Regions from separate parts of the Homo sapiens genome. Here region 1 is linked to region 2. A link is an interaction called in ENCODE POLR2A ChIA-PET data of the cell type or tissue named here. Cell type or tissue: MCF 10A. All regions are shown on one strand. Each heading gives the region's core, and the rest is flanking DNA. Links, peaks and the distances in the headings are about the cores only.

Region 1 (12,038 bases), core at 7,039-12,038, 71 kb before region 2:
TTTACTTGGAGTTTAGAAAATATGGTTATCATATGGGGTCTACTCACCAGTGCTAAAATTTGTCCCATAACAATGGCTTTTGCTCAGAACATTCATATTGAAATACCTACCCATTCTTCATCTTATATTCACTACAGGAAAAGAGTCCACATGTCAAATCAGCAAATAAAGCAATGAGAAAATGGCCATCTGAACATGTCACCTGCTATATGAGCAGACTTCACGGAAAATAGCAATGAAGGTCAGGAGAAACACAAGAGTCTGTGAGTGTTCATTATTCCGCTACTACTAAAGCAATGACCAACGAAAAGGGCATGGGCTCATCTCATGCCCATAGGGTCCAGTAGTGGGCACCTACTGGATTGCTTATCTTTCTTCTCTTTCTGAGACATGCCCCTCCTCCCTTCCCTCCTCTCCCCATCCACAGACTGCAGTGGGGATTGCCATATCCCTGCAACATGACTCTACTTCTGGCCATAATTCCAGAGTGAACAGCTGACCCTAGCCAGACCACTAGGTTCCTTCCCAAGGAATTCCGCAATTCTGGGAGTCTGAGATCAATCTCTCCCTGCTTATCTAGACTGTAATGTAAAATTCAGGAGCAGCCGGCAGCCATGTTATGCCATGTGGACTAAGAAAGAAACAGAGGAAGCCAGTGTGAGCAAGAAAGAATGAGGCAGATACACAGAAACCGATGAGCAGTAGGGAGAAGAGACTTCCTGGTTGTCCATGTGCTCCAGTCTTCAGTTCTATTCCCAAGACCCAAATGCATCCCTTGGATTCTGCAAGATACTTGAGTCTCCTACCAGGAAATGCCAGAGCTGGTTTCTGTATCAAAGAAACCTAAGGGACTCCATCATTATATATCATTAGGACACAACTGATTTTCAAAGTAACTCTCTCCCTCAGTGTGACCTAATACACAACACAAACCTATATTGTTTCAATTTTACTTACTGTGTTCTCAGCCCTGATCTAGAGGTCTTGAGAGATACAATGATAAGGACCACAGGGCAGAAGAGAAATAATTTCAATGTGAGGCAGTGCTTTAATAAATACATGAAGAGTGTGCTAAGGGAATGCAGCTATCTGGAGATGAGGGAGGGAGAAGTAGGGGAGAAGGAGGAAGGAAGAAGGTTTTTGTGTCACAGTGGCCACATGCAAGCACTGCAAGCCCCAGAGCAGTTTTGGTTTTTTGGTTTTTTTGTTTTGTTTTTTTTTTTGTTTGTTTGTTTGTTTTGTAGTTCAATGGCATCTTTAACTTTCACCCACATGACAAAAGTTGAATAGTACTTCATAAAATTATGCAACTTGGAAAACCTTGTTTCAATTGTCACTTTATTGCAAGATGGCAGAATTAATTACAAATTTAAACTATAACTTATAATCTTTAGTAAGGCAGCAAGTTTTAACAAAAGTAAGCTCCTTATTCAAAAGTGATCCTGGAACAACTCAAAGTCCAGAGTAAGAAGGGTGAGAAACATCTGACTGGCCAATGGACTTAGTTCTCTCACTACATGAAACTCAAACTTTTCATTTTTAGGAAACATATACAGTAACTTCAGCAGACAGCAATACAAAAACATGTTGTTACATAGATTAGTTTCCATTTAGTCAGTCAACTGTTTCCAGCTGTCTCAACTGGGATAGATACATTAATAGAGCTGGCTGTGCTTGAGCCTTCTTTGTGAGCAGCTTTACTGTGCCATGCGCTTCACAAATGTCTCCTTTTCTTGCTGTGCAGAGATTCTCTGCACCTTGTGCTTCTCCCATAATAGTCTGCACAGAGATATGATAGTCCAGGCAATTCTTTATAGCCTTCTATACTTTATGCAGCTATTCTCAGTAAGTAGCCTCCAAGGCCAAAGCAATGTTATCCCTCTGGGTGTCAAAAAAGTAAATGGCACTTCTAAGGCCGGGAGCAGTGGCTCATGCCTATAATCCCAGCATTTTGGGAGGCAGAGGTGGGCAGATCATGAGGTCAAGAGATCAAGACCATCCTGGCCAACGTGGTGAAACCCCACCTCTACTAAAAATACAAAAATTAGCTGGGCATGGTAGCGCATGCCTGCAGTGCTAGCTACTCAGGAGGCTGAGGCAGGAGAATCGCTTGAACCTGGAAGGCGGAGGTTGCAGTGAGACGAGATTATACCACTGTACTCTAGCCTGGTGACAGAGCGAGACTCTGTCTCAAAAAAAAAAAAAAAAAAAAAAGTAAATGGCACTTGTGGACCAGTGCCTGCTGTGACTTCTCCAAATCAATCTCGTGCTGAATTTGTCTGGGGAAAGCCTGCTTCACCTCTTCTAATTGGACAATTTTTTGTTCATTGAGTTCATCAGCAAATTCTCCAATAGAGGAGAATATTTTTATTTACATAGACAAGTAACCCTACCATTGATATAGTAGCAAAATTCTCCGGCATAACCATATATATTTCTTTGGATAGAGAATACAAGATAAACCCATTTCCGAGTACACATAGTCCTATTACAGTGATTTTAGGATAAAGAAATGAGGAATTCCTTAGGGATCAGGCCAAGAACTTTTCTCCATATTCAGGAAGAGAAGGTAGAGGGGTAAGACTTGGCTGCCCTGTGTGAAAGATCCTTGTTGCATGCCCCCTGCACCTAGGAGGGCTGTGTTTTTCAGAGAGGGGTCCACTGTGGCGTAAGCAGAAAAGTAACAAGGCAGCAATCTTAGCATCCCTGTGACCCTGACCTCCCAAAGCAGTTTTATTTATTTGTATTTTTATCTTTTTTTGAGACAGAGTCTCGCTCTGTTGTCCAGGCTTGAGTGCAGTGGCGCAATCTCGGCTCACTGCAACCTCCACCTCCTGGGTTCAAGCAACTCTCCTGCCCCAGCCCCCGAGTAGCTGGGATTACAGGTGCCCGCCACTACACCCAGCTAATTTTTGTATTTTTAGTAGAGACAGGGTTTCACCATGTTGGCCGGGCTGGTCTCGAACTCCTGAACTCAGGTGATCTGCCCACCTCAGCCTCCCAAAGTGCTGGGATTACAGGCGTGAGCCACCACACCTGCCCCTGCCAAAGCAGTTTTATAAGGGAAAAGTTTAACACAGCTGAAGCAGAAATGCCCACTGAGATCCATATCAGGGCATATATATTAGACCTTGTGGAAATCCTATCAGTTTTCCTTTCACAAAATCTTAAAACCCATGAGTGGGAGGGAGACTTCACTCATCATAGCCTTCTGAATTTTGCATATACATGTACCATCAACTAAAAACCACCAAGGTTGATTATTTTGTAAATGTAAATGCTAGTATCTATTTCTACCTGCTGTTTTTCATTCAAATATTCAGAATTTCTTCAAGGGAAACAAACTACCAAATAAGTAACATTTTTAAAACCTTACTTCTTTTGTACTATGATTATTTTATTTCAAATTGTTGCAATCTCCTAGCTAAACTCCATTTCAAGTAACTAAATGTTTCTGCCATTTTGATCCCATTCTCTCTGCAAATCCATCCAGGATTTTTTGCCATCATTAACCTCACTTTTCCACATACATAAGCATGAACTACTAGGCAACAAAAGCAACAGACAGATAAACTTTTTAAGCAAAAGTTTTGAAAAAGCAGAAATAAGCAATGTCGGGTCCTGAAAATAGTGACTATAGCAGCATCCCTCAAAGGACAAACTTACTTGTGCAATGTGAAAACAGTTCATTGCTTCAAAAGTTTTCAAGTTCAAGTTCAGTCCTTCAGGCTTAAGAATGTAGTTTCCCAGTAATTATATAATGGTAAGGACATCAATGAAGTTCTTATGACCAAAATATAAGAACTTCAATTATAGCCAAAGACCCTTAGAAAAGTGCCTATGAGCACTGGAAATCTCAACACAGTAATCTCAAGAACTCAACCGTTTGTTCACTTATCAATAAAGCAACAACTTGGTATATAGTATACAGTTCTTCTGGGTTCAATTCTGACAATGATCTATACTTCCACTAATTCAATAATGAGAAATTATTAAAGAGTAAAGTAGAACATTTTTAAAAAGAAAACAAAAAATTAAAGTGAGGTGGGAGGAGGACCACACACTGGAGAAATATAATCTACCTGTAGACAAGCCCACACATGCCCCCAGAGCCTCAAGAGAACTTTTCTGGACCGCTTCTTCTCCGTATACTACACTGAACTGTGAAATTAAATTGTTCAAACTTAAAATAATTCCAACTTAAAGCTATTGGAATTTTAACTTATTCTGAGCCTTGAGAGGAATATGGCTACACAGCCCAAGTCACGTGGTGTACAGCTGCAACTTCTGCCTTTTTTCCTGTAAATAATTAAAAGGCCAAGCAGCACCAGAGATAAGACCCCCTCAGATCCTTGTCCCTTCTCATGGAGTAAGGAATCTTCCCTGGAATGTAGCAATCTGTAACCAATCAAATCGTTGTGGTGTATGTTCTGGTCTTATATGAACAATGCAATCTTGCTGGAACTTCTCTGTCTCTACCCATGTAAGTGAAACCTTAACTTCACTTTGGAACACTGAGCCCATTCACTTGGAGTCAGTGTTTCCAGGTGATCATCCTCAAGCTTTGCACTCAAACTGTATTTAAATCATATTTTCTGAATCTCATTATTTAAGGTTGACAGAACCTTTTAGGATTCGGTGAACTTTACTTTCTCAAACTTTGCCCTATCCTATCCACATCGAACTCAAAGATTTATATTTTGCATATCTGATGTGACAGAAATTTCCCAAATGGAAGCTCAATAAGAAAAATAAGTCAGAAAAGTCACACTGCAACCAAACTCCAAACCAATTTAATCCATTCAAACAGCATGCCAATTCAGCTAACTATGCATGCAGATTAACCTCCTTAATTTAATTTTATTTTCTAGATAAAAATTACTCATCTTTCAAAACTGTTTAACAATCTAAGCTCTGACATGTAAAGAGAATTAATTATTCAAATATAAATTCAAAAATATCCCCCAAATCGAAATATAATGAAATGAATTAGCCATTCCAACACTCCTTCTCCCCCAACGAACACTAAAACAGGTTACTGAGATTCTAACAGCAAGGCATGTAAACTGACTCCAGGAATATTAATCCAGATGCACAAAATAAAAAGCAACAATGTAATCTAAGCTTTTCTAAAACTAGAATTTAAATGTATTTAAATATGAAGTGGCAGAGCAAAGAGTCAAATCCAGGCTTCTCTGACTCCAGTCCCTGGCCCCCAAAAAAATGCCTCCAGAGAGGGAATCAGGAAGGGTAAATGCCGTCCTTAATTTACCAATACCCACCTTTATTTATATATTTACTGGGTACATCAGCATCTGTTATAAAAGGTGTCTTGATTTTTTACCTATATGCTTCCTCCCTTGGCCCACATCTAAGTTTTTAGAAACATGAGCTTTCTGGCTATCTTTTGATTTCTTTTTTCTTTTTCTTCTTCTAAATATCAAAGCTCTAACTACTTAGTCCAAAAAAGGGGAAGCATTTCAGATTTTAGAGGAAGGCTTTCTGGGTCTCGTGTGCTGCTTTCCCACCAGCAGGCAGCCATGGCAGCATATCTTCACCTCTCATGGCCAGCTCAGAGGACCTTAGCCCCAACAGGCAGAGCAGGAGCAAGGGGTCTGCAGGCGATAATTTCATGGCTTGGCACAGCTCCGTCTTCCCATGTGTCAAGAGAAGCTGGCAATCTGGGTGTTTATGTGAAGTCCATATGTTTAAACCTTGCCGACAAATTCAAAACTTCTAAAAACACTGTGTGTGGACCACTCAAAATCTGTCCAACGGTGGACTTCAGTCTGCTAGTTGCCAGTTTATAATGCCTAAGCTTCCGGTTAAGAACAATTTAGTTAAACTTTTATCCTTCCCTAAGTGTATTCCTTATGGAAGCCATGGAAGACACAGCCCCTGCTGTCCAGGAGACCAGTGGGGACAAGGGACATACCATTTCAGGGCAAGATAGCAAATGAAGAGAGAGATAGAAGCCTGCAAAGGAGAACACAGCACCCACCCACTACACACCTCTCCTTACCACTGGCTGTCACAGGGCAAATTTGGAAAGTGGTGGTATAAAGATGACAGAGTTAACCTCGCCCTTCTATAATAGAGAAGAAAAAAGGGGCTCAGAACTCTACAAAAACAAAAAAAAGTTCAACAGACCAAACTCTGTACATCCAAAGTGAGTCTTAAAATAGTCTTAATGGAACCATGGCAACAGAAAAAGCTTACCTGCTTAGAGGTGTGCTGGTGTTATAAACAAAAAATAAAACAAACTTTCACTGAGCACCAACTATGCTCCAAGTGCTGCAGGTGCTGCAGGTGCTGCAGGAAGATCATCTCATGTAAACCTCCCAACAACACTAGGACGAGTCATTACTCCCAATTTGCAGACACGGAAACTGAGACTGTAAAATCCTAAGGCTTTGGAAAGAGCCAATATCTGATTCCTTTCCCATTAGCCAGATGACCTGGACAGAGAGATTAGGGCTATCATTGCAGACACATAGTGGCAAGCAATCAAGAAAAACTCATTAGCTACAATAATTAAAAGTGTAGAACTGGTGCTAAAAGAGGCAAAGAGATTCCCTAAGACACAACAGAGGCCACAGCAGGCCCTGCTGATTATGAGAACTGAAATTTGTGATAAAAGTCGTTTCACAAATAAATACAAAAGAAAATATAAGGACCACTCAATAAGTAATGTAGAAATAATTAACAGCAAGTTTTAGGAAAATCCATTTATACTTCCCAAATTATGCCACCTAATGAAATACACTTCAAACCAATCAAAAAGTTATTTTTTCATCAAATTATATAACTAAGATGAAAGAAAAATGAGTATCAGTGGCTCCCTAGGAAAAGCGTTACTTTCAAAAATTAGGAGTGATGGAAGAAATTTCAATTATTAAAAAAAGGTGTGTGGTGGCACACACCTGTAGTCCCAGTTATTCAGTAACCTGAGGCAGGAGGTTCACTTGAGCCCAGAAGTTCTGGGCTATAGTGTGCTATGCTAATTAGGTGTCCACACTAAGTTAGACACCAATATAGTGACCTCATGTGAGCTGGGGACCACCAGGTTGCCTAAGAAGGGGTAAACTGGCCCAAGTCGGAAACAGAGCATGTCAAAACTCCCTTGCTGATCAGTAGTGGGAATGTGCCTCTGAATGGCCACTGCACTGCAGCCAGAACAACGTGGTGAGACCCTGTCTCTCATTTTAAAATTTTTAAAATAAATTTTGACAGCTAAACTTAAAAGTAAATGTTTTCTATACAAAAAATGAAAAGGCAAACAACAAAATGTAAGATATATCTGGATATATAACAGGCCTGGGGTTAATATTCTTAATATATCTATAGAATATATGTAAAAGAAATTGTTAAGAAGAACCAAGAGACTTCAATGGAGAAATGGACAAAGGACAGAAACAGACAATTCACAAAAGGAAAAATAACTAGAAATAAACGAACAGAAAAATATTCACCAGTCAGCCAAAAACATACAAATTAAACATCAATAAAGTACCACCATTTATCAAGCAAATTATGAAAAAGAATTTTAAAATAATAATATCCATGGCTGGTCAGGTATGGCAAAACTAACATTCTCATATGCATACATAACTATAAGCATTTTAAAGTGGCATAAACCTTTTGGAAAATAATATGGCAATCTTCTTACAATCTTTCCTAAAGAAATAATCAAAAAACTCAGGGTGGGGGATAGAAGGGGACACCTATATGTATAACAATTTATAAATGTTCATCATAACATTTATAAAACTGAAAATAATGTAAATAAACAATAGGGAGAAGATAAATTATGATGTACTGACTAGATCACCAGTACCCTGAGAGTAGGATATGCCTTGTTCATGATGGGAGATCAGAGGCCAAGTATATACAGTATAATCATTAAATAAATATGAGTGAATACAGAAGGAAAGCAAAAATATAAGGCCACTTAAAATGATGGTTAAAATCTAGGTAGGTGCTGGCAAAAGTTTAAGTGAGGGCAAGAACATAAAAGTGTATGATTACAATCATATTTTTGAAAACTGCATTAGAGAAACTACTAGAAGGAAATATATGAAATACTAACAGTCACTGTGCTAAGGGATCTATGAGCAGTAATTCTTTATTGTGGTTATTATCTTTTATTTATTTATTCGCTGTAGAGACAGGATCTTGCTATCTTGCTCAGCTGGTCTTGAACTCCTGGCCTCAAGCTAGTCCTCCCACCTCAGCCTCCCAAAGTGCTGAGATTATAGGTGTGAATCACCACGCCTGGCCTATATTATCTTTATTTAAAATGTAAACATACTCCAGAGCGATTATTATGATGATTATTTAAAATTTAAGTTGATCCTTAGAAATCGGAAAAGAGATAATAATTTAATAACCAATGGAAAATACATAAAATCTCTAAATAGCTCTGTGTTATAAGTAAATCTGCCCAGCTAAAAGAAAAGCATAGTCACACAGAGAGGTCAACAACTGACATTCATTACTTATTTATTTTAATTTTATTTTATTTATTTTTGTCTTTTTTTTTTTTGAGATGGAGTCTCGCTCTGTTGCCCAGGCTGGAGTGCAGTGGTACAATCTCGGCTCACTGCAACTTCCGCCTCCTGGGTTCAAGCGATTCTCCTGCCTTAGTCTCCCGGGTAGCTGGGATTACAGGTGCCCACCAACACACCCAGCTAATTTTTGTATTTTTAGTAGAGACAGGGTTTCAACATGTTGGCCAGGCTGGTCTCAAACTCCTGACCTCAGGTGATCCACCCGCCTCAACCCCCCAAAGTGCTGGGATTACAGGCGTGAGCCACCCCACCTGGCAACATTCATAATTTAGATGTGATGCATCATTTCTGAGTCCTAACTCAGTAATAAATTAACATAGGACAGGAAGTTAAAATGCAGCCACTCAAACAATAGCAAATGCTCAATTTGGTACATTCCTAATTTTTTTCTTTTTTTTTTTCTTTTTATTACACTTTAAGTTTTAGGGTACATGTGCCCAACATGCAGGTTTGTTACATATGTATACATGTGCCATGTTGGTGTGCTACACCCATTAACTCTTCATTTAACATTAGGTATATCTCCTAATGCTATCCCTCCCCCCTCCCCCCAACATTCCTACTTTTTTTCTGAACCCTCTCTGGCTCTGGGCTGAAAGGCTTTAGAACAGTTATCTCCTAACTTGAAGGCTTCCAGTCAGACTGGGTCAATTCTATAATGTCAATGGGAATTTCAGAAAAGCAGGCCAGGCCAGGGGTGGGGTAGGCTGGCAGGGTTTAGGTCCCCAAGTTGAATTACATTTCCATCTTCTAGAAAACTGAAACTACATAACGGGAGAAAAAGAAGGTACAAAACATTACCAGTTCTTCTAAAGCTCTGTAATATTTCAAACTCTTGTTCACAATCCTTTAGTGGGTCATGAAATTAATTGAAACGGTCACAACTAGGATCTTATAAGGGCTGCAACAGAACAGAAAATAGTGTGCATGTCACATTAAGAGGATACCATTTCATAAAACCTTTGTTTCTGTCATATGTGTGTCTATGTGTGAGAGAGTATGTCAGTCTTGCGTAGCAATGCTAACTATATTTTTTACTATGATTTATGGTCTAAAAAGTTTCCAAAGCATTAATCTAGATAACCCAGGCCCTGACTTGGTTGCTGGCAAACCACCCAGAGTTTGAAAGTAAAGGACTCATCTAGAAGTAGGAATGTAGTGAATCTAGTTCAACTGGGTGTTAGGCACTAACACAAAACAAATACTTCTTAATATTTCATCCAGGAATAAATAACCGCTGCCATCCAAAGGCTCTAGAAAGCATCGTTTTACAGTTGCAACATGAGGTGCTGACAGTTTCACACAAGCATGCTGCTTTTTCCCTAATGCGTGCTTTCCTCCACTTGAGATTTTAGGATGATATGGTTGCAGAGACTACTTATCTAGTCACTACAGAAGCACATCACAGTACAAGAGTCATAGCTAGGAAATCTAACCCCCTCCTTTGCCAGATGGACAAACTGAAGCTTAGAGTGATGAAATGCCCCAGGAAATGCCAAGGTCAATGCAGAGTAGAGCTGAGATCAGACTCCCAGTTCTTTTCCAAGAATCCTTAAATTAAAGGCACAGGAGACCATAAAGTAGCACTCCCTGCCAAGAGACAAGGAGATGACCTTTTCTTTTTTGGTCTTACTGGTTAGTTTCTCATACTTCTGAATTAATTTTTACTAAGGACTAAATAAAATATTTGGATGAAGAGGCTCCCTGCCCCGAAATACAAAAAATTTTTTTAAAGAGAAGACTGCTTGCTGAAGTTGCACAAGGGGAGTTTTTTTTGTTTTTTTTTTCTCTGTTAGGGAATTTCTAGGTTAATTGTAACACTCTCCTTGGGAGACCTACTCATATAAAAATAAAGGAGTGTGATCTCTTTTTAAATTCTTTCTATTCTGCCAATAGTTGAGAAGAAAAGCTTGGTATGGTGGTCAGTCTCTTCTAAGTATATACTGTACACAATTTAGTTTAGTGTTACAGATATCAACAAATCACCACCTGCAGTAGTCTTAAATCACAATCTACTTATTGATTTCTAAATGCCACAAAGTGTTTTAATTTTCCCCACACTGTTATTTCTAATGACATCAAGATGATTCTCCATGCTTTCTCAAAGCCAAATGCAAAGTGAAAACAGACAGCCAGAGAAAGATGCTGTGCAAGTAAAAACTCACATTTCCTTTTCTAAAGTTTTGGTTTTGTTTGTTTGGAAAAGGCCATCTCTCTAAAGTTTATTCTAGCTACTTAAATCCTATGATTTTTACCTATATTCCTTTTTCAAAGTAAGTTTAGCAGCACTTGAGGTGTAAGACAGCTGGTCAGGATTTCAAGATTTAAAAATTACTCATTTTAAGAGTGTCAGAATTGCCATCCTAACTTTCCCATAGCATTGCAATATGTGGATGAATATATACTGATTAAGATCTGTGAGGTCCTGGACAGACTCTGGTTTAATAATATAAAAACAGGAAATTCAGAACTGTCAGGAGCTCTGGGATCACTTGAAGCTAATCCTCCTCTAGTAAGCCTCCTCAAATAAGCTTTCCCATAGTGATCTTTCCTTAAAAAGTCAGTCTATTTCTGACCTTTGGAAACACAGAGGCAGCCTGTTCCCAGAAAGATTTGCTAGCATGAAGAGTGCTTCATGTTTTGAATTCGGAGTAAAGGTCTAATTTTCCACAATCATACAGGACAAGTTCCCTCTTTGGGACCTTGAAATCCACAATTATTACCACCAAGTGATGAGTCTCAAGTGCGCAGTGGAAAGTGTATTAATTTTATGCTATTAGAGACTTCACACACTGAAAAATTAGTTTAGATGGGTTCTAATTTTGCTGACTTCAGAGCGCTCACTCCCTCACTCTGAAAAGTCCTCAACTTTCAGAACTGTGCTTGGCACTATAAAACTTTGATTTGCATTTCTTAAGAAAATTGTGCAAATGTTATAAAATACATGGTACATAAAACTCTATCAGGAGCTCAACTGAACTGCACCAAGGTCTAATTATCAAACTAATGGTTGAAGCAGAGAACTGGGATAGTGTAATTTCATAATAAAAAGAATTAATGGTAAATGAACCAATACTATGAGGATTCATAAGATGAAATAAAATTTTAACATATTTTTTTCAGGAAACAGTCAAGTAGTCATGGCCACTTCGAATCATAGTAATTTAGAGTCAGGAAAAAAAGGCCCTCGAAGCAGAAAAAAAATCCAACCCCCTCATCCCAGCCCCTTCCCACTCCCATCCCATATTGTATTGTTGATTACCCTGGCCTAAAGCAAGCTGCTAAACTTCTCTCAGGCTCAACTTAAATACCTTTGCTGACAGAAACTCACAAAATCCTCAGGTCCATTTCAATTCAAAAAGGTGATCACCAGTCATTGCTTAATTCATTCAAGGAACATATAATGCATATCTCCTTTGTGCTAGGCATTGGGGATCAGATCTCCTTATTTTGGGATTAAAAATCTCA
Region 2 (12,507 bases), core at 3,188-8,187:
TCACATGAGCCAATTCCTATAATCAATCTCTGATATTGTTTGAATATTTGTCCCCTCCAAATCTCATGCTGAAATGTGATACCGAGTGTTGGAGTGGGGCTTGGTGGGAGGTGATTGGATTATAAGGGTGGGTCCCTCATGAAAGGTTTAGCACCGTCCCCCTGGTGATGAGTAAGTACTTGCTCTGATTCATGTAAGATCTGGTTGTTTAAAAATGTGTGACACCTCCTCCCTCTGTATCTTGCTTCGGATCTCACCATGTGACATGCCAGCTCCCTCTTTACCTTCTGCCATGATTGGAAACTTCCTGGGGCTTCACCAGAAGCAAATGTTGGAGCCTGCAGAGCCATGAACAAATTAAGTCTCTTTTCTTTGTAAATTATCCAGCCTCAGGTGTTTCTTTGTAGCAATTCAAGAACAGCCTGATACGATCTCTTTGTCTCTCTCTATATGAATATATATGCAGTCACTGTGCCACATAATACATTTCAGTTAACAAACAGCATGTTCAACAATGGTCCCATAAGATTATAATACTGCATTTTCACTGTAACTTTTCTATGTTTAGATACACGATTACTTACTATTGTGTTACCAATGTGTATGGTATTCAGTACAGTAACATGTTTGTAGCCTAGGAGCAATAGGTTATACCAGATAACTTGGGTGTGTAGTAGGCTATACCATCCAGGTTTCTGTGGGTACACTCTGTGATGTTCACACAATGACAAAAGTGCCTAACAAAGCATCTTAGAATGTATCCCCATCATTAAGCAATGTAGTATTGTATAGCTATATACTATTGGCTCTACTTTTCTAAAGAGCCCTGACTAATACAGCCGTCAAACTGTTTCTTGCTTCTCACATCTGACCTCACCCAGGACTTCATTCTTTCAGGCTTACCCTGTGCCTCATGGCTACAGGGGGAAACTTATCTACGTTTTATGCTCTGGCTAGACTAAACTATTTCTTCCCTCTGCATAGGCTATTTCGTCTGCCTGGAATGACCTTCTTTGTCTTTGCTTTCCTGGAGAATGCCTATTTCTCCTAAATAGCTCATATTTTGCATATGCAAAGTTTCCCTCATCATTGCCCTCTTCCTCAACCCAAATTAACCACTGCTCATGGTGAGCTATTATGATACCTTGACATTACTTCTGTTGATTATCATACTACAGTAGTCCCCCTTATCCACAGTTTAGCTTTCAGTGATTTTGTTATAAGTGGTCAACTGTGGTTGGAAAATATATGGGAAATTCTAAAAATAAACAATTTATTAACATAAGTCTTAAATTTTCCACCACTCTGAGCCGCATGATGAAATCTTGCACCATCCTTCTCCGTCCTGCCCAGGATGGAAATCCTCACTTTGTCCAGCAGATCCACACTGTTGACACTCCCTGCCCCTGAGTCACTTTATTTGCCCTCTCTGTTATCAGATCGACTGTCACAGTATCACAGTGTTTGTGTCCACGTCACCCTTAATTTACTTAATGATGGTCCCACAGTGAAAGAGTGGTGATGCTGGCAATTTGGATATGCTGTCAAGTGCTTATGTTAAGTAAAAAGGTAAAAGTTCTCAGACTACTAAGGGAAAAAACTCATATGCTAAGGTTTCTAAAATCTACAGTAAGAATGAAACTTCTATCTGTGATATTGTGAAGAAGGAAAAATAAATTTGTGCATCGTATAGACAGAGTTTGGTAGTATCTGTGGTTTCAGGCATCCACTGGGGGTTTTGGAATGTATTCCCCATGGATAAGGGAGGACTACTGCATATAGAAATTATTTGTTTATGGGTCCACTTCTCCATTCTATTTGGATTTCTTGACATCAAGGCTACATAATGCTTAGGACATATTAGGCCTTCATTTGTTTATTCATTCTTTAAAAAAATATTAATAGACGACCTTATATGTTCCTGTTCTCACAGAGCAAAGGGGAAGGTGAAGGCAGAAATAGCTGTTTTGTGCACATGCATTTTAAGTCAAACTGCATTACAACTTGACCTGATTGCCTTTCTTTTAATTCTGTGATTGACCACTGCTCTTCAAAAAGGCCTTGATGGAGGCCTCATTCGAGTTCAGTGGTTCTCGATTCCTGTGTTTGCTTTGACTTTTCCTTAATAAACAAAACCAAAACTCCAAATGGTCAGTGACAGGCATAACCTTGTGTACCTGAGCATGGTAATGTGTCATTTTACCTCAACTTGGTGTTTTTCACTTAGGAAAAATTTTTGGTCATTATAATCCAGGATTTTTAAAAAAAAATACACCAATTTTTTTAAAATTAGAGAAAATTTAAGACTGAGACATTTAGTCATTTTTCTTGAAAATTTTGTTTTAAAGTTTTTTAAAAAGTTGTTCTCAGCAGAGCTGGCATAGGAGGCAGACAGTGTGGTTTGGTTTGGGGCAGAGGGGCCTGTGGATTCAAGCACATGGAGGTGTGCCAGCCACAGCTTCCTTCCTTCCTCCCCCAGCCTTTGGCGTCACCATTGAGACTGCCCTCTGGCTCAGACCAGAAAGACAGCCACGGTGAAAAAGCCTGGTTCCTAGGATGGGAGGGAAACTGGCCAAATCTGTTTAGACTGTAATGACAACACCAAGAACTACTTTATCACAGTTGCTCATCAGGAGCAAAGGAGGTTGCCTGGGGTTGGGTGAGGAGGGGGCTGGTAACTGTAAATGGGCACGAGGGATCTTACTGAGGGATGAAAATGATCAAAAGCTGATTTATGGTGTGTGGTTGCACAACCTGGTAAATTCACTAAGAACAAAAAACAAATCATTCAGGCCGGGCTTGGTGGCTCATGCCTGTAATCCCAGCACTTTGGGAGGCCAAGGCAGGCAGATCACCTGAGGTCAGGAGTTCGAGACCAGCCTGGCCATCCACCTGAGGTCAGGAGTTCAAGATCATCTTTTGGTAGAGATAGTGAAATCCCATCTCTACCAAAAAAATAAAAAACTCAAAAAACAAAAAGCACAAAACAAAAATTAGCCAGGTGTGTGGTGGCATGTGCCTGTAATCCCAGCTACTCAGGAGGCTGAGGCATGAGAATTGCTTGAACCTGGGAGGCAGAGGTTGCAGTGAGCCGAGATCGTGTCGCTGCACTCCAGCCTGGGTGACAGAGCAAGACTTATTTCAAAATAATAATAATAATAATAATAAGTGAAGGCCGGGTGTGGTGGCTCATGCCTGTAATCCCAGCACTTTGGGAGGCTGAGGTGGGCAGATCACGAGGTCAGGAGATTGAGACCATCCTGGTCAACATGGTGAAACCCCGTCTCTACTAAAATACAAAAAATTAGCCAAGCATGGTGGTATGTTCCTGTAGCCCCAGCTACTTGGGAGGCTAAGGCAGGGGAATCACTTGAATCCGGGAGGTGGAGGTTGCAGTGAGCAGAGATTATGCCACTGCACTCCAGCCTGGCGACAGAGCAAGACTCCATCTCAAAATAAATAAATAAATCGTTCAACTGTACACACTTGAGATGGGTAAATTATATGATATGCAAAATATACATCAATACAGTTATATAAAAAGCAGGGTGTACAATAGTGTATTTAATATGCTACCATTTAAATGAAAAAGTGGGAAACCAAAAAGAAAGGCAAAAAAGACTGAACTTTAATGAAAAGGTATGCAAAAAAATAAATGCTTTCAGTATCTCCGGGCTTAGTATTAACGTGCCAAAATATGAGCACAGGTCCTGGGGGTGGTAGCCTAGGGGGAGAAGGGCAATGAAGGATATCTGTACTGCTGGTCTCCACGGGTGCTGCGCTGGAGGCTTTGGTGGGATGCCTCTCTCTCAACATACTGTGGACTGTACATGAAGCTGTCCTGCAGGCAATTTGATTTCATGTGTGATCCAGCTAAAGCTCTATATGCCACATCAGCAAATGGGAAGGGGGCAGGAGCATACTTGGGTATCATCAGGTGGGCAGCATTAGCGTACGAGGGCTGAGGGGCAGGCCTTTGACAAGGTCAGGCGTTGGGGGTGAAATAACCTCCCCAGAAGGACATTATTCTGAGGGGCGCACAGCCGTATAAAAACATGTTCAGACAATGCCATTAGGGGAGCATGGCTGTCCACAGCAAACTGGACAGGAAAAAGAAGCAGTAACCCATGCTGTCCTTGGTGATCTTCTCTCCAGAGACTTCTGCCTGGAGTTTGGTGACCTGGCCTTGGAAGACATTGTAGAGAGAAGTGCCCAAGGGGTGAGTTTGGGGAAGAGATGTGCCAGTATAAGAATTCAGGTTTGATGATTATTATTTGTAGACGTTGAATTTATTTCACATTTTTGTTTCATGGAGCACAAACATGTTCCCTTTTAAAAAGTCACTGGTAAAGGATTGGAACAATTTACCCTGACTGTATACTGGAGACCCCAGGCACAGATCTACTGAACGACCTGGCCAGAGTCAAGGCCATTCACTAAGGACAGGACCAAAGTCATCATTACTGAAAGTTTTGTGAAAATATCTTTTTGTTTTCTTTTCAAATATTCATATATGTTCACTATTACTTTGAAAAAAAAAAAAAGCCAGATTAGTCCCTTAGAGTCCCTGGACTCTGGCCTTCTTTATTATACTTTGTTTTCAGCCAATTCTAACTTGCTAAGAGGCCAACCCTGATTTCATATGGTATTTACCTTCCTATAAACTGCAGGAACAGACTAAAATTTAGTACTGATTATTTTTAAAGGCTATTTTTTTCAGTTTATAAACCTAAAGGCTGTATTTTAGTGATAAGTAATGAATTGAATAGTGTTCCCCCCAAAATTCATGCTCATCCAGAACTTTCAGTGTCACCTTATTGGGAAATATCACCTTTGCAGATATAATTAATTAAGATGAGGTCACACTGGATTAGGATGGGCTTTAAATCCAATGACTGGTGTCTTTATAAGAGAGAGGAGTGGGAGATTGAGACCCAGAGATACAGAAACACACACAGGGGGAAAAAAAAAGGCTATATGAAGATGGAGGCAGAGCTTGGAACGATGTAGCCACAAGCCAAGGATTGCCAGCCGCCACCAGAACCTGGGAGAGAGGCATGGAGCAGATTCTCAGGCAGAGGCTCCAGAAGAAATCAGCCCTGCAGACACCTGGATTTCAGACTTGCAGCCTCCAGAAATATGAGCTCATACATTTCTGTTGTTTTAAGCCACCAGCTTGTGGCAGTTTGTTTTGGCAGCCCTAGGACACCCACACAGCACACATTTCAAAGTTGCCTTTACTTGAGCAACCCTGCACACCCAGCAGCCTGAGAGACTGTGTTGAAATGTGGAGCAGATCGTGCTGCAGCTCTGCTCAGAGAAGGGGAGTCGATGGAATGGTATGAATGCTGCATGATCTATGCCACCCCCTGCCCTCTCTTACTTCCTTTCGTGTCTTTTTTGCCACACATGCCTTTTTGATATTTTCCCAGCACACCTCATGCCCTTTGCTTTTGTGTTCATTCTGGAATGTTCTTTTGGTGATATACAGACAGCTCCCTAGCTCACCTCACCCAGCACCTATTTAATAAGACTTTCCCTAACCTCTCTATTTAACATCACCACCAGTATCCCTTAGGACCCTTGCAGCTTAATTTTTCTCCTTAGCACTTGTCACTGTCTAGTAGATTATATATTTTACTTATTTATTTCATGGATTGTCTGTCCTCCCCAACAGACAGGGATTTGAGTCTGTTCTGTTCACTACTATATCCCCAGCACCTATGTGCCTGCCACATAGCTGACGCTCAATAAATATTTGTTGGATGAGTGAATGCATACATCGTTGTGCAATTGTACTTTTATGTTTATCTATGACATGCCTAATTTCTGGATACCTTGCATAGGAATAGCTTCCAGAGCTAGCATTAGAACTTATGCTACTGTTTTGGATCCTTGACTTCCCTCCAAAGCTGGACATTTGGCAGCCCAGAGCAAAGAGCATCTGGTGTTCCTAGTACCCATGCTGTGTGCCAACAGAATTAGTATGGTTCTTGGAGGTTGGTGGATTAGTCTGCTTAGGCAAAAAAAAAAAAAAAAAAAAAACACCACAAACTGAGTGGCTTAAACAGCAGAAATGTATTATCCCACAGTTCCGGAGGCTGGAAGTCTGAGATCACAGTGTCAGCCTGGGTGGGTACTAGGGAGGGCCTCTTCCAGGTTGCAGTTGGCCACTTTCCCCCTGTGTCCTCACATGGGGGAGAGAGAGCAAATTCTATGATGTCTCTTCTTAGAAGGGCATTAAGCCCATCAGGAGGACTGTACTTCATGATATCATCTAACCCTAATTACCTCCCAAAGGCCCCATCTCCAAATATCATCACATAGGGGGTTAGGGCTTCAACCTGTAGAATTTTGGGATGGGGGACATAATTCAGTCCTCAGCAGTTAAGTTTCCTGAAACCATCAGTGTCACATCCAGTAATATGGGGCTAAGTAGGCCTTTGTGCAGTAATATCTTCTCTAACAAAAATGAATATAGAATTTTAAATACTAAATTCTTTGGAGTAATATAGGCTATATCTCATTCATATATTGACAACCACCTGAATACAGAAACATATCAATCGTTGATGACATATATGCAGAACCTGTATACACTGAATTATTTACCTCCCACTCTGCATGTTGTGGTGAGTGGTTTAACATGCAACCTAGGGTAGGTTGGAGACACAAATGAATCTCCCTTCTCCTTTCCCTCTAAGATGCTCTAATCTTAAGAATGTGTGCTGTTAACAAGGACAGCACCACAGGTTCTGTATCTCTCAAGTGTCCCTCCAGCATGCCCCAGTGTGAAGCCTTCCTACTCCACAGCAGATGTCTCAGCTGTGTGTCACCCGTTCAGGATGGCTGGGTAGGAGGGTGTGGATGAAGTCACTGCCAATCGTCCCTGCTATGAGAACAACCTAAAACACATGCCCTCCAGACTGTGGGTTAATCATATGCATTTCCTCATAATAATGAAAAGTGGCTTTCGAGGCAGGAAATCAGCTTGGCATCATCAAGTTACGTGACCGTGGGCAAGTCATTTATCCTCTCTGGGACTTGGTTTTCTCAAATTTGTCGGGTCAGCTTCCTTCTAAATTAATATTAAATTGTGACAATGGCCTGTTTTTGTGAAGTGAGGAAAAATAACATATAACCCACAAAGCAGAGAAAAGGGAAGGGCCAAGATGGATTACAATGCACTCATTTTGGAGAAAAAGGCAGATTGAGGGGCAGACCCCATTGCATCTGGCTGGAACTCAGAGAACAATTTATGGTGGGCTCTGTTCCTCCTGCACCTACTCCAAGCTCTGCTGTGTCCCTCCACTCTGCTATGTGGATCCTGGCGGCTACAGAATTTTATGTGCCTGAGGGGAGCATCTGGGCTTCTGAAAATGGCTAGAAATCAAAATAATAGAAATTCTGGGATACATAGAGCATTCTGAGCACCATACGCAAATTTTATGAGGAAAGGAATATTTGCCTTCTGGGAAATCCCTGAGAACGTCTAGCTGCCTTTTGGCAAGGCCACGTGGACACAGGAGCCGGTCACTTGAGGATATGGTCCGGGATGGGATCATCTATGTTCTGTAGGATCTTCTTTAGTTTGGTGCTTTCCAAGGACAGCACAAAATCATGCCTTGGATTGTAGTACTGTGAACACATCTGCCACTCATTTCTATATCCCAAGAAATCAAAATTGAAAGTAGTCACCTGAATGTTGACTATAACTTTTGTATTTCTTTAAAATGAGGTTTTGTTTGCTTTTAAATTTCCGATTTGGAAAGGTCATCTTTAAGTCCTCTGATTCTGAACCTAACTGCATGTTAGAATTACCTGGGGATGGAAGGGTGGATTTAAAATACATATACCTAGGCCCAATCCCCAGAGATTTTGGTATCATAGGTTTGATGGGAGCCCAGCATGATCTTGGAAGCAACTCCACAAGGTTTAAAGACATTGGTAAAAATGATGGCACTAGAAAGTTAGCTATAGGAGGAAATGCACAGAGAACACATATGGATCAATTCTGTAAAAGTCCAGCTTTTATTTTTGACCTATGTGTATGTGTTTTTATGGTTTAAATTGATTCTCCATAGCAAGTAGTTATATTACTTCAATTGAAAAGCTGAGGTAAAACAAAACTTGAGACTTTTTTTTTTTTTTTGAGACTGAGTCTCGTTCTGTCACCCAGGCTGGAGGTGCAGTGGTGCAATCTTGGCTCACTGCAAGCTCCACCTCCCAGGTTCATGCCATTCTCTTGCCTCAGCCTCCCAAGTAGCTGGGACTACAGGCACCCGCCACCACGCCTGGCTAATTTTTTTGCATTTTTAGTAGAGACAGGGTTTCACTGTGTTAGCCAGGATGGTCTCGATCTCCTGACCTCGTGATCCGCCTGCCTCGGCCTCTGAGACATTTTTATAAGAAGTAAAATAAACTCCTAATTTCCTCTATCCTACCCTGAGCAACTGTTTTTATTTTCCAAATTGTCTTCTAGTCCTCCACTAGCTCGTCTATTTTTGTATATTTATAATCACAACATAAATGTCATTTAAAAAATACTGCTTTTTAATTTAAGGTTTACCAAAATATTTTTGACATTTCTGCCACTTCCTAGTGTCCTTTTTAATGATCACATATAGGACATCTTGTTGATGCACTATGCTTTTCTAAGTCATTTTCCTGTTGTAGAAAATGATTTTGCTTTCAGATTTTGGCTGCTATAGATAGTGTTAAAATCTTTGTGCAACTGGATTTTTGCTTTTGTGGAATTAGTTCTTATGGGTAAGTTCCTAGGAGCAGGATTGCTAGGTCAGAGCGACAGAACAACTGTGCGGTTCTTGCTAAATGTTGCAAAAAAGGCAATTTTAAAATACTATGAATATATTTGCTTAGGTATAGAAAAATAGGTCTTGTTATAGTAGTATCAGGCCTGCATAAGCTGGATGAGGGCTGAGTGTACTCCAGTGTAGGAAGTCTTAGAGACATTTGAAGGCAAATACAGGTTTCTACAAGAATCTGAAATTAACAACGTTTTAGTCAGTTTTTATACATACAAGTCAATGGAAATGATATGATTTCCATAGGAATTTTGGAAGATTCTCATGACTATTTTATCTTAATAAAATAAGACTGTACACTCAAAACTTCATTTGAATGGTTGTTCTCCACACTATAGATCATTGCACTCCTCATGGGAATTTTAATAAAAGAGAAATAGCTGCTTGCTTTTGTGGTCATTTGGTATCCAAAACTAAATTACATTTCTTGCTCATAGAATGATGTAGAAAAAAGTATTAAATGAATGAATGTATAATTGTTCTGCTCATTGTTTTTATTTTTATTTATTTATTTATTTTTGAGACGGGGTCTCACTCTGTTGCACAGTTCGATTGCAGTGGTGCAATCTCGGCTCACTGCAACTTCTGCCTCCTGGGCTCAAGTGTTCCTCCCACCTCAGCCTCCTGAGCAGCTGGGACCACAGGCTCATACCACCATGCCCAGCTAACTTTTTTCTGTATTTTTTTGTACAGATGGGGTTTCACCACGTCGCCCAGGCTGTCTATTTTTAATATAATAAAAGATACCCGATCTTCAGATTGACTAATCAAATTAAAGAGAATTAAAGTACTTTTAAGAATAAAAACCTAATATTATAGTCCATGATCAGTTCACTACACACAATTTCCCACACCTCATTGCTTAATTTAAAAATTCAAATAATAATGGTAATAATATAAAATCAATGTCAGTTTAACAATTGCCTGTTGCCGGTGCTGGAGAGGATGTGGAGAAATAGGAACACTTTTACACTGTTGGTGGGACTGTAAACTGGTTCAAACCATTGTGGAAGACAGTGTGGCAATTCCTCAAGGATCTAGAACTAGAAATACCATTTGATTCAGCCATCCCATTACTGGGTATATACCCAAAAGATTATAAATCATGCTGCTGTTAAGACACATGCACACATATGTTTATTGTGGCACTATTCACAATAGCAAAGACTTGGAACCAACCCAAATGTCCATCAGTGATAGACTGGATAAAGAAATTGCGGTAGTTTTTGGCTAGCCAAGATGGCCGAATAGGAACAGCTCCAGTCTTCAGCTCCCAGCGTGAGGCACACAGAAGACAAATGATTTCTGCATTTCCAACTGAGGTACTGGGTTCATTTCACTGGGGATTGTCGGACCGTGGGTGCAGGACAGTGGGTGCAGCACACCAAGTGTGAGTCGAAGCAGGGCGCGGCATCACCTCACCTGGGAAGTGCAAGGGGTCAGGGAATTCCCTTTCCTAGCCAAGGAAAGGGGTGACAGATGGCACCTGGAAAATCGGGTCACTCCCACCCTAATACTGTGCTTTTCTGATAGTCTTAGCAAACAGCACACCAGGAGATTATATCCCACGCCTGGCTTGGAGGGTCCCATGCCCATGGAACCTCACTCATTGCTAGCACAGCAGTCTGAGATCAAACTGCAAGGCGGCAGCAAGGCTGGGAGGGGCGCCCACCATTGCTGAGGCTTGAGTAGGTAAACAAAGCGGCTGGGAAGCTCCAACTGGGTGGAGCCCACTGCAGCTCAAGGAGGCCTGTCTGCCTCTGTAGACTCCACCTCTGGGGGCAGGGCAGAGCCAAACAAAAGGCAGCAGAAACCTCTGCAGACTTAAATGTCCCTGTCTGACAGCTTTGAAGAGAGTAGTGGCTCTCCCAGCACGCAGCTTGAGATCTGAGAATGGACAGACTGCCTCCTCAAGTGGGTTCCTGACCCCCGAGTAGCCTAACTGGGAGGCATCCCCCAGTAGGGGCAGACTGGCACCTCACATGGCCAAGTACTCCTCTGAGACAAAACTTCCAGAGGAATGATCAGGCAGCAACATTTGCTGTTCACCAATATTCGCCGTTCTGCAGCCTTTGCTGCTGATACTGAGGCAAACGAGGCCTGGAGTGGACCTCCAGCAAATGCCAACAGACCTGCAGCTGAGGGTCCTGACTGCTAGAAGGAAAACTAACAAACAGAAAGGACATCCACACCAAAACCCCATCTGTACGTCACCATCATCAAAGACCAAAGGTAGACAAAACCACAAAGATGGGGAAAAAACAGAGCAGAAATACTGAAAATTCTAAAAATCAGAGCACCTCTTCCCCTCCAAAGGAACGCAGCTCCTCACCAGCAACCGAACAAAGCTGGATGGAGAATGACTTTGATGAGTTGAGAGAAGAAGGCTTCAGACAATCAAACTTCTCCAAGCTAAAGGAGGAAGTTCGAACCCATGGCAAAGAAGTTAAAAACCTTGAAAAAAGATTAGACGAATGGCTAACTAAAATAACCAATGCAGAGAAGTCCTTAAAGGACCTGATGGAGCTGAAAACCACGGCATGAGAACTACATGATGAATGCACAAGCCTCAGTAGCTGATTCGATCAACTGGAAGAAAGGGTATCAGTGATGGAAGATCAAATGAATGAAATGAAGCAAGAAGAGAAGTTTAGAGAAAAAAGAATAAAAAGAAACTAACAAAGCCGCCAAGAAATACAGGACTATGTGAAAAGACCAAATCTACGTCTGATTGGTGTACCTGAAAGTGACAGGGAGAATGGAACCAAGTTGGAAAACACTCTGCAGGATATTATCCAGGAGAACTTCCCCAATCTAGCAAGGCAGGCCAACATTCAGATTCAGGAAATACAGAGATCACCACAAAGATACTCCTCGAGAAGAGCAACTCCAAGACACATAATTGTCAGATTCACCAAAGTTGAAATGAAGGAAAAAATGTTAAGAGCAGCCAGAGAGAAAGGTCGGTTACCCACAAAGGGAAGCCCATCAGACTAACAGCTGATCTCTCAGTAGAAACTCTACAAGCCAGAAGAGAGTGGGGGCCAATATTCAACATTCTTAAAGAAAAGAATTTTCAACCCAGAATTTCATATCCAGCCAACTAAGCTTCATAAGTGAAGGAGAAATAAAATCCTTTACAGACAAGCAAATGCTGAGAGATTTTGTCACCACCAGGCCTGCCCTAAAAGAGCTCTTGAAGGAAGCACTAAGCATGGAAAGGAACAACTGGTACCAGCCACTGCAAACCCATGCCACATTGTAAAGACCATCGAGGCTAGGAAGAAACTGCATCAAGTAACGAGCAAAATAACCAGCTAACATCATAATGATAGGATCAAATTCACACATAAAAATATTAACCTTAAATGTAAATGGGCTAAATGCTCCAATTAAAAGACACAAACTCGCAAATTGGATAAAGAGTCAAGACCCATCAGTGTGCTGTATTCAGGAAACCATCTCATGTGCAGAGACACACATAGGCTCAAAATAAAGGGATGGAGGAAGATCTACCAAGCAAATGGAAAACAAAACAAGGCAGGGGTTGCAATCCTAGTCTCTGATAAAACAGACTTTAAACCAACAAAGTTCAAAAGAGACAAAGAAGGCCATTATATAATGGTAAAGGGATCAATTCAACAAGAAGAGCTAACTATCCTAAATATATATGTACCCAATC

The links. ChIA-PET counts read pairs that join two places held together with the same protein. Peaks named below come from ENCODE experiments on the same cell type or tissue, not always from the same donor. Only the 100,000 strongest peaks of a DNase experiment are listed, where the experiment ranks them.
Region 1: POLR2A ChIA-PET joins it to region 2 with 9 read pairs; 7 of 35 experiments call an interaction of 5 or more read pairs at or near these places.

Annotation. Positions count from the first base shown.
Region 1 is chr13:51,589,082-51,601,119 of GRCh38, reverse strand. All of the region lies in intron 1 of WDFY2 (WD repeat and FYVE domain containing 2), which reads right to left. It also overlaps the pseudogene RN7SL413P and the pseudogene ATP5PBP1. Among named protein-coding and RNA genes, the nearest start is that of WDFY2, 11 kb to the right of the region's middle. In MCF 10A, for the core only: no CTCF peak of the experiment used is centred there; a DNase peak (open chromatin) is centred at 10,029.
Region 2 is chr13:51,513,389-51,525,895 of GRCh38, reverse strand. No RefSeq gene overlaps it. Among named protein-coding and RNA genes, the nearest start is that of MIR4703, 33 kb to the left of the region's middle. In MCF 10A, for the core only: no CTCF peak of the experiment used is centred there; DNase peaks (open chromatin) are centred at 5,205, 5,865 and 6,875.